Linked DNA regions of Homo sapiens: region 2 is linked to region 1. A link is an interaction called in ENCODE POLR2A ChIA-PET data of the cell type or tissue named here. Cell type or tissue: Panc1. All regions are shown on one strand. Links, peaks and the distances in the headings refer to the core of each region. The heading gives the core; the rest is flanking DNA.

The links. Peaks named below come from ENCODE experiments on the same cell type or tissue, not always from the same donor. Only the 100,000 strongest peaks of a DNase experiment are listed, where the experiment ranks them.
Region 2: POLR2A ChIA-PET joins it to region 1 with 5 read pairs; 4 of 35 experiments call an interaction of 5 or more read pairs at or near these places.

What each region holds. Positions count from the first base shown.
Region 1 is chr4:39,578,103-39,583,480 of GRCh38, reverse strand. All of the region lies in intron 2 of SMIM14 (small integral membrane protein 14), which reads left to right. All of the region lies in intron 2 of UGDH-AS1 (UGDH antisense RNA 1), which reads right to left. Among named protein-coding and RNA genes, the nearest start is that of UGDH-AS1, 53 kb to the right of the region's middle. In Panc1, for the core only: no CTCF peak of the experiment used is centred there; no DNase peak of the experiment used is centred there.
Region 2 is chr4:39,656,332-39,661,709 of GRCh38, reverse strand. SMIM14-DT (SMIM14 divergent transcript) reads right to left here. Exons shown (of 6, transcript NR_183845.1): 5 at 1,094-1,273. Among named protein-coding and RNA genes, the nearest start is that of SMIM14-DT, 20 kb to the right of the region's middle. RefSeq lists a silencer at 3,875-4,075. In Panc1, for the core only: a CTCF peak has its summit at 2,739 (motif pointing right); no DNase peak of the experiment used is centred there; H3K27ac peaks cover 217 bases.

The DNA of each region.
Region 1 (5,378 bases), core at 214-5,213:
TTGTGACTATGTTTCCAAACCCCAATTTGGAATGAATGACCTGAAGCTGATTATCGGAATACTTAAAACCAGTTAGAATAATAGCCCAGGCAAGTTGGCTCACACCTGTAATCTTAACACTTTGGGAGTCTGAGGTGGGAAGATTGCTTGAGCCCAGGAGTTTGAGACCAGCCTGGGCAACACAGTGAGACCTTGTCTCTAAAAATAATAAAATAAAATAAAAAATTAGCCCAGTGTGGTGGCATGTGCCTATAGTCCCAACAACTCAGGAAGCTGAGGTGGGAGGATTGCTTAAGCCTGGGAGGTCGAGGCTGCAGTGAGCCATGATTGTGCCACTGCACACCAGCCAGGGCAACAGAGTGACACCCTGTCTCTTAAAAAAACAAAACGGCTGGATGCGGTGGCTCACGCGTGTAATCCCAGTACTTTGGGAGGCTGAGGCGGGTGGAACATCTGAGATCAGGAGTTCAAAACCAGCCTGGCCAACATGGCAAAACCCTGAACTACTAAAAATATAAAAATTAGCCGGGTGTGATGGTGGGTGCCTGTAATCCCAGCTACTTGGGAGGCTGAGGCACGAGAATTTTGGACCCGGGAGGCGGAGGTTGTGGTGAGCTGAGATCTTGCCACCACAATCCGGCCTGGGTGAAAAGAGCGAGACTCTGTTGCAAAAATAAATAAATAAAAATAAAAAATTAAAGGTGAAACACAAATGCCATTTAAATGAATACTGAAGTAGAATTTAGCTACTGGTGGACCAGTACAACTGGAATATATAGCTGGTCTTTTTCTATAAGACCCTTTCTTTTTTTTTTTGAAATGGAGTTTCACTCTTGTTGCCCAGGCTGGAGTGCATTGGCACAGTCTTGGCTCACTGCAACCTCTGCCTCCTGGGTTCAAGCGATTCTCCTGCCTCAGCCTCCCAAGTAGCTGGGATTACAGCCGTGCACCACCACACCCAGCTAATTTCGTATTTTTAGTAGAGACAGGGTTTCACCATGTTGGTCAGGCTGGTCTGGAACTTCTGACCTCAAGTGATCCACCTGCCTCGGCTTCCCAAAGTGCTGGGATTACAGGCATAAGCCACCGTGCCCGGCCAAGACCCTTTCATATTCAAAAAGAATCCACTTCTTCCCCTTTTTTCTCTTATGAATTATTTGCTGCAAAGGAAAGATCCAGTTAAATACAAGTTATGGGGGAAGCCAGACAACACAGATACTGTAGGCAAAGTGATAATAACCTTTAGGTTTCAGAGGGTACTCTTCTTCCAGTGTGTTGGTTATAGTTTATCTAAGAAAAGACATTTGCTAGACCAGGCGCGGTGGCTCATTCCTGTAATCCCAGCACTTTGGGAGGCCGAGGCGGGCAGATCACCTGAGGTCGGGAGTTTGAGACCAGCCTGACCAACATGGAGAAACCCTGTCTCTTCTAAAAACACAAAACTAGCTGGCTGTGGTGACACATGCCTGCAATCCCAGCCACTTGGGAGGCTGAGGCAGGAGAATCACTTGAATCCAGGAGGCGGAGGTTGCAGTGAGCAGAGATCGTGCCATTGCACTCCAGCCTGGGCAACAAGAGTGAAACTCAGTCTCAAAAAAAAAAAAAAAGAAAAGACATTTGCTGGGCATGGTGGCTCACGCCTGTAATCCCAGCACTTTGGAAGGCCCAGGTGTGTGGATTCCTTGAGCTCAGGAGTTCAAGACCAACCTGGGCCACATGGTGAAACTCCGTCTCTACTAAAAATACAAAAACAGCCAGGTGTGGTGGTTGTGCGCCTGAGGTTCGAGCTACTCCTGTGGTCCCAGCTGCTCAGGAGGCTGAGGGAGGCTGAGGATCGTCACTTGAGCTTGGTGCTGGGGTAGGGGGTGGGTGGGGGTGCAGAGGTTGCAGTGAGCCTAGATCACACCACTGCACTCCAGCCTGGGTGACAGATCAAGACCCTGTCTCAAAAAAAAAAAAAAAGAAAAAGAAAAGGAAAAAAACGAAAAAAGAAAAGACACCTACTGAGTTAAAGTTAACCAGTGGAAATCTGTGTGTGTGTCTTTTAATTCTGATGATCCTAAGAAGTTATGATAATTAAGTAGCCTGCAAAAACAAAAGCAAAAGTATGATTTCAGGTTCTGGTTAAAGTGAAGAGACAAACTGTGTAAAACTCCATTGTTAACAGGCAGATCTGCTCATTAATAGAGAAGGAACTTAAACATTTGAATTTTAGAGGGAGAATATAAAATGTTTAGGCATAAAATATTTAAAAAACATTTTGTTGGACAGTATAGAGAAAAATGCACAATATAAATAATACTAAAATCCAAAATATTAAAGACTAAGGTATTTTAAAGGTTTTTTTCCTTCTTAAGCAGAAAGGCCAAATTGAAGATTAAGGATAAGTTCTAGGATGATGTACAATAAATTATGCTCATTAGGAAACACTAGAGTTCTGTTAAGACACTTTCTTAATTAAGCACGTGATATTAGCTATAATATTGCAATGATGTGAAAAAATTCTGTGGGCCATGAGCTGAGTTCTTTATGTACATTAATATTTTATTTATATATTTAATTATATCACTTAATCCTCATGGTGAATTTAAGGTTGATAATAGGTTGTGTTTATCTTTTTCATAGTTTGAAACTTTGCCTTAGAAACAGAGACAGGGGCTGGGTGCGGTAGCTCACACCTGTAATCCCAGCACTTTGAGAGGCTGAGGTGGGCGGATCATGAGGTCAGGAGTTCAAGACCAGCCTGACCAACATGGTGAAACCCCGTCTCTACTGAAAATACAAAAATTAGCTGGGCCTGGTGGCACACACCTGTAATCCCAGCTACTTGGGAGGCTGAGGCAGGAGAATTGCTTGAACCTGGGAGGCAGAGGTTGCAGTAAGCCAAGATCGCACCACTGTACTCCAGCCTCGCCTGGGTGACAGAGTGAGACTCCATCTAAAAAAAAAAAGAAAGAAAGAAACAGAGACAAGATTTGAACCCAGATACCTCTGACTTTTTGGCTGGGTGTGTTGGTTTATACCTGTAATCCCAGCACTTTGGGAGGCCAAGGTGGGAGGATTCCTTGAGCCTAGAAGTTGGAGAACAGCCTGGACAGCATAGGGAGACTGTCGCTACAAAAATAAAAATTTAAAAACCGGGTGTTGGTGGCACGCATCTGTGGTCCCCACTACTCAGGAGGCTTGAGGTGGGAGGATCACATCAGCCTGGGAGGTCAAGGCTGAGGTGAGTTGTAATCAAGCCACTACACTAGCTCGGGTGACAGAGTGAAACCCTGTCTCAAAATAATAATAATAATAAAACCACACACAAAATATTTTTTAACCACATTTTTGTACCTCACTGTTTGTCAGTTCATTGGCAGCTCTGTTGAATGAGAAAGAAGAACATCTCCAACACATATGAGGTTCTTGAGCAGATGTTAAAGAATAGCAATTAAGTTCTTGTTTAGGTATGTTTCAGTAACTCTAGAGAGAGATTTTTTGTTCTTTGTAATTTTTTTTCGAAGAATTTCCCCAGCCTAAGTTTCCTCATGGAAGCTACATTTGTCCACTTGTTGTCATTAGAATCTTCTTTGATCTACATTTCCCCCTAAGCCCATGACTGCCAAGGCTTTCTTTCTTTTTTTTTTTTTTTGAGACGGAGTCTCACTCTGTCACCCAGGCTGGAGTACAGTGGCATGGTCTCGGCTCACTGCAACCTCTGCCTCCGGGGTTCAAGCGATTCTCCTGCCTCAGCCTCCCAAGCAGCTGGGACTACTGGTGCGCACCACCACACTTGGCTAATTTTTGTATTTTTTAGTAGAAATGGGGTTGCACCATGTTGGCCAGGTTGGTCTCAAACTCCTGACCTCAAGTGATCTGCCCACCTCGGCCTTTCAAAGCGCTGGGATTACAAGCATGAGCCCTGTTCCCGGCCTGCCAAGGCTTTCTAATAGGCTTTCTAGATATCCTATTGGACTATTTTAGATTCTATACTTTTCCCTAGCATATCTCTGTGGCAAGTCTTCCATTCTCTTAATCCCTTTTTGTGCCTTTTTCTTTTCTTTTTTTTCTTTTTTTTTTTTTTTGGAGGCACTGTCTCACTGTGTTGTCCAGACTGGAGTGCAGTGGCACAAACACAGCTCACAGCATCCTCGACATCCTGGGCTCAAGCAGTTCTTCCACCTCAGCCTCCTGAGTAGCTGGGATTACAGGTGCACATCACCACATCCAGATAATATTTTAACTTTTTTGTAGAGATGGGGTCTTTCCATGTTGCCCAGGCTGTTCTCAAACTCCTGAGCTCAAGCGATCTTCCCACCTCAGCCTCCCAAAATGCTGGGATTACAGGGATGAGCCACTGCACCCGGCCTTTTATGTGTTTTAATCTCTTTTTCTTCTGCCTCTTCTCCCACTGAAGAAATAACTACTTCATATTATTCTACTCATATTATTCTATTACTGCTTTACTCATATTATGCAGTCTCTGCTTTTTTTTTTTTTTTTGACAGTCTCACTGTGTTGCCCAGGCTGGAGTGCAGTGGTATGATCTCGGCTCACTGCAACCTCCATTTCCCCAGGTTCAAGCGATTCTGCTGCCTCAGCCTCCCGAGTAGCTGGGATTACAGGTGTGCGCCACCACGCCTGGCTAATTGTTGTATTTTTAGTAGAGACAGGGTTACACCATTTTGGCCAGGCTTGTCTCGAACTCCTGACCTCAGGCGATCCACCTGCCTCGACCTCCCAAATTGCTGGGATTACAAGCGTGAGTCACCGTGCCCAGCCCATTCTCTGCTATTTTGAAGTTTCCTCACCTCAAGAACTTTCACGACCATCCTTGTTTAGATGGGGAGATCGAACTCTACTTTTACTTCTTTCTTGGCATCAGTGTTAACATGAATGGTTTCCTGGACAGCAACTACTGTCAGTAAACTGTCCACATGTGGCACCCATCCCCACATTACTATAATATAGAAGATATTTAAAGTCTATATTTCTATAGATACTGTGGGTATTATCTTTGGTTTTTCTCTAATTGTTGTTTTTACAAATTGTTTCCCTTTGGAGTAGACAAAATCAACATCAGTGGTACCAATGTTTTCTCCAAGTAAGTCAAGAGAAAATTGAGATACATTGTAAATTAGGCCTCTCTGCTTAAGAGTTGCATCAAAACTGTGAGATTCTCAAGTTGGGTGTGGTAGCACACACCTGTGGTACCAGCTACTTGGGAGCCTGGGGCGGGAGGATTGCTTGAGCCTGGGAAGTGTAGGCTGCAGTGAGCTATGATTGTGCTGCTGCACTTCAGCCTGGGCACCAGAGAAGACCTTGTTTCTTAAAAAACAAACAAAATTCCCAGAACTAAAATTCTCCTGTTTTACTGGATACTGGACACATGG
Region 2 (5,378 bases), core at 73-5,072, 78 kb before region 1:
GTGCCCAGATATTTGGTAAAACATTCTCAGTGTGTCTGTGAAAGTGTTTCTAGGCACATTTGAGGGCTGGGTGAGGTGGGTTATGCCTGTAATCCCAGTGCCTTGGGTGGCTGAGGTGAGAGGATCACTTAAGACCAGGAGTTTGAGACCAGCCTGGGCAACACAGCAAGATCCTGTCTCCCTAAAAAAAAATTAGCTGGACATGGTGGCACGGGCTGTAGTCCCAGCTATTTAGGAGGCTGAAGCAGAGGATGGCTTCAGCCCAGGAGTTCAAAGCTGCAGTGAGCAAGGATCATACGACTGCACCACTCTGGCCTGGGTGACAGAGCAAGACTCTGTCTCTTAAAAAACAAACAAACAAACAAACAAACAAAAAACAAAAAAAAACAGACTGGGTGTGGTGGCTCACGCCTGTAATTCCAGCACTTTGGGAGGCCAAGCGGGTGGATCACGGGGTGAGGAGTTCCAGACCAGCCTGGCCAACACGGTGAAACCCTGTCTCTACTAAAAATACAAAAATTAGCCGGGTGCGGTAGTGGGCGCCTGTAATCACAGCTACTCGGGAGGTTGAGGCAGGAGAATCACTTGAACTGGGGAGGTAGAGGTTGCAGTGAGCCGAGATCGTGCCACTGTACTCTAGCCTGGGCGACAGAGCAAGACTCCGTCACAAACACACACACACACACACGAAATTAATATTTGAATCTGCAGGCTGAGTAAAGCAGATTGCCTTCCCTAATGTGGGTGGGTCTCATCCAATCAGTTGAAGGCCTGAACAGAACAAAAAAATTCACCAAAAAAACTATCTCAAATACAAGATAATTTTTCTTCCCTTTAGATTCAAACTGAAACATTGCTGTCCTGGTTCCCAGGCCTTCAGACTCTGACTGGAACTACACCATCAGCTCTTCAGCTTGCCACCTCATCCTGCAGATCATGAAACTTGTCACCCTCCACAATCACATGAACTAATTCCTTATAATAAATCTCTTTATATATCTGTATGCATATATATACATGTATATACACACCCTATTAGTTGTTTTTCTCTGGAGAACCCTGCCTAATATTATGGATATAAACACACACATACCTCTTCTCACATTTTCATGATAGTCAACAAGTGAGAATCCATTTCAGGGAATGCTTATACAAACCCACAGGAAGCTGGGAAATACAGGGCTACAACTAAATTCTCACATCTGGTAAATCTCTTAAGGAATATGTCTGCTTCTCTGAGAGCGTGGTTCTTTTCCAGAGAAACATGACAGTTCTAGGAGAAATAAAGGTGACTCAGGAGCAGCAGAACCAAAGAAGACATATCTTCAATCACTCCTAAAAGGGTTACCTTGAGAGATTAGAGTTTGAGCAACCCTCCCATAACATTTCTTGTTCATGCAACTGTCCTCCAACAATCAGCTTTTGCAATTCTCTTTCTGTGGCATCATCTTCGTGGGTTTGGCATTATTATGAATCATATTTTTGTGATCTGTCTTCTCACCATTTGATGACTGATGGCAGCTGAGTGGGGAATGTTTTACAAGAAACGCATCTTTTTTTTTTTTTAATGAGACAGAGTCTTGCTCTGTCTCTCAGGCTGGAGTGCAGTAGTGCAATCCCGGCTCACTGCAACCTCCGTCTCCCAGGTTCCAGCGATTCTCGTGCCTCAGCCTCCCAAGTTGCTGGGATTACAGGCACACACCAACATGCCTGTCTAATTTTTGTATTTTTAGTAGAAATGGGGTTTCTCCATGTTGGCCAGGGTGGTCTCGAACTCTTGACCTCAGGTGATCTGCCTGCCTTGGCCTCCCAAAGTGCTGGGATTACAGGCGTGAGCCACTGTGCCCGGCCACATTTTTTAAACCCTTTCATATGTTTGGTTTAAGTGCTATCATCAACTCACTAATAAATAAATTTGTTTTTTGATTAAGACATGGTCTCTCTCTGTTGCCCAGGCTGGAGTGTGGTGGCACGATCATGGCTCATTTTAGCCTCAAACTCCTGGGTTCAAGCAATCTTCCCACCTTAGCCTCCTGAGCAGCTGAGACTGTGTGTGCCACCACACTCAGCTGATGTTTTAATGTTTTTGTAGAGATAGTATCTCCCTATGTTGCCCAGGCTGGTCTCGAAATCCTGAGCTCAAGTGATCTTCCTGCCTTGGCCTCCCAAAATGCTGGGATTACAGAAGTGAGACACTGTGCCCAGCCCCTAAATAAATGTTTTATGATTCTAGCTTTTTATCTCTAAAATGGAGATAATAATGGTATGCATATATTTAATAAATATGGCAGGAGAACTTCAAAAAGCATAAAACTTTTTTTCTAAAAAATATTATTTTACTTTTCAGATGAACTGAAATGGTGCAAATACAAATGTTATTGCAATAGCCTGGTATGGTGGCTGGCTCATGCCTGTAATCCTAGCACTTTGGGAGGCTGAGGCGGGCAGATCACATAAGGTCAGGAGTTCGAGACCAGCCTGGCCAACATGGTGAAACCCCGTCTCTACTACTAAAAATACAAAAATCAGATGGGCATGGTGGCAGGCACCTGTAATCCCAGCTACTAGGGAGGCTGAGGCAGGAGAATTGCTTGAACCCGGGGGCAGAGGTTGAGGTGAGCCCAGATAGCACCACTGAACTCTAGCCTGGGCGACAAGAGCAAAACTCCGTCTGGAAAAAACAAAAAAACAAAAACAAACAAAATAAAACAAAACAAAAAGAAAACCCCACAGATTGTTGCAAACACTAGAAGGCACTATTTCTCTACAGAGGCAGAAAATGAACCTAACACAAATTTCTTATATCTTAAACTTCTCCTCTTGCCCCATTTTTATTCAAGACACAGAACAAAAAGTGCAGTGTGGCAACTTTTTAAATATAAATATCTACAATGTAATAAGCAGTGGAAAGAAAAATGAAAAGGAGGACCAGTGAGACAAAGAACATATTGAAAAAATGTAAATCCAATAAAAAGAAACAAAAAAAGCTGTAGGCCGGGCGTGTTGGCTCACGCCTATAATCCCAGCACTTCGAGAGGCCAAGGTGGGCGGATCACGAGGTTAGGAGATTGAGACCATCCTGGCTAACACGGTGAAACCCTGTCTCTACTAAAAATACAAAAAAAATTAGCCGGGCGTGGTGGTGGGCACCTGTTGTCCCAGCTACTTGGGAGGATGAGGCAGCAGAATGGCGTGAACCTGAGAGGTGGAGCTTGCAGTGAGCTGAGATCGCGCCACTGCACTACAGCATGGGCGACAGAGCAAGACTCCGTCTAAAAAAAAAAAAAAAAAAGCTGTAAAAGGTGATAAAGGAAAAAAGGGATGAGAAGAAAGGGAAGTAGAAGCAAATTTCCTCCATACAATATAATATATGGGAACTGTTTTCCCTGTCATTGCCCTATGTCATATGTTGAAAATGTTAATTTATAATTACTCAGTGGTTTTCTAGGTCTGCATTGCCTCCCCTTTCCAATCTTCTCACTCATCCTATTTCTCTCAACCATACCTTTCAGGAAGGTTACTGGATGTGTATCAGGACCCATAATGGAGTAAGACAAGGATGAGGGATTTGGAGTTACCATGGAAATGCAAAAATTGTTTTGAAAGTACTGTCTAGCGGCCGGGCGCGGTGGCTCACGCCTGTAATCCCAGCACTTTGGGAGGCTGAGGTGGGTGGATCACGAGGTCAGGAGATTGAGACCATCCTGGCTAACACGGTGAAACCCCGTCTCTACCGAAAATACAAAAAATTAGCTGAGTGTGGTGGCAGGCGCCTGCAGTCCCAGCTACTCGGGAGGCTGAGGCAGGAGAATGGCGTGAACCCGGGAGGTGGAGCTTGCAGTGAGCTGAGATCAGTTTACTGCACTCCAGCCTGGGCGACACAGCGAGACTCCGTCTTGAAAAAAAAAAAAAGTACTACCAGAAAGCAGAAGCAGACAAATTCCTGCTTATTCTTCCCTCCATGGTCATGTCTGGACACTTACCTGGGTGAGACTTACAAAGTGATTGAGATTCTGAGTGATAGAGAACTAGACTATTTGGTTAGGGACTTTTTTTTTTTAACTTCATGGAACTTTAGGTTTCACAGTAGCTTGACTTTCATTTCCTCTCTCTCTCCCTCTCCCCTTCTCTCTCTGAAGAAATGCCTTCTACACCTTTTAATTCTTGACAATTAAAGGAAACCAGGACGAGGCAGCAGAGAACTGGCTGTTTAGGTTTTGATCTCGGTTTAAAGAGCGAACCTGAGGTTGACTTCTATTAGTCCATCTTTGTTAATCAACTTAGGGTGAAAAAAAAAATCCCAGAACTTGAAAATCCCAGATGTATCCAAATCAAACACATGGCTTGTAGCTTTACCTCAGAATAGTGAGAATTCCAAGAGCCCAGGCAATAGTTGTTTGAGTTTCCAATAAAATTTTGCTGGCCGGGTGCGGTGGCTTACGCCTGTAATTCCAGCACTTTGGGAGGCCGAGACGGGCGGATCCCTTGAGGTCAGGAGTTTGAGACCAGCCTGGCCAACATGGTGAAACCCTGTCTTGAGTGAGCATTACTGCCTGAGTTCCACCTCCTGTCAGATCAGCGGCAGCATTAGATTCTCGTAGGAACACGAACCCTATTGTGAACCGTGCATGTGAGGGATCTAGGTTGCGTGCTCCTTATGAAAATCTAATGCCTGATGATTTATAGTTGACAGTTTCATCCTGAAACCATCCCCCTCCCCCTGTTACCCCTACCCCAGCCGGTGGAAAAACTGTCTTACACAAAACCAGTCCCTGGTGCCAAAAAGGTTGGGGACTGCTGAGCTACAGCATTATTGGGAAAATTATATACTATGCCCAACGCATAGCACAAGACCTGGCACATCAAAATTGCTCAAGATGGCCTGGGGCAGTGGCTTACGCCTGTAATCCTAGCACTTTGGGAGGCTGAAGTGGGTGGATTGCCTGAGCTCAGGAGTTTGAGACCAGCCTGGGCAACATGACGAAACCTCATCTCTACTAAAAATACAAAAAATTAGCTGGGCGTGTTGGTGTGCACTGTAATCCCAGCTACACAGGAGGCTGAGGCACAAGAATCACTTGAACCCGGGAGGGGAAGGTTGTAGTGAGCCGAGATCATGCTCCAGCCTGGGTGACAGAGTGAGACTCTGTCTCAAAAAAAAAAAAAAAAAAAGGCCAGGTGCAGTGGCTCACGCCTGTAATCCCAGCACTTTGGGAGGCCAAGGCGAGTGGATCACTTGAGGTCAGGAGTTCGAGACCAGCTTGGCCAACATGGTGAAACCCCCTCTATACTAAAAGTACAAAAAAAATTAGCGGGTATGGTGGCAGACACCTGTAATCCCAGCTACTCGGGAGGCTGAGGCAGGAGAATCGCTTAAA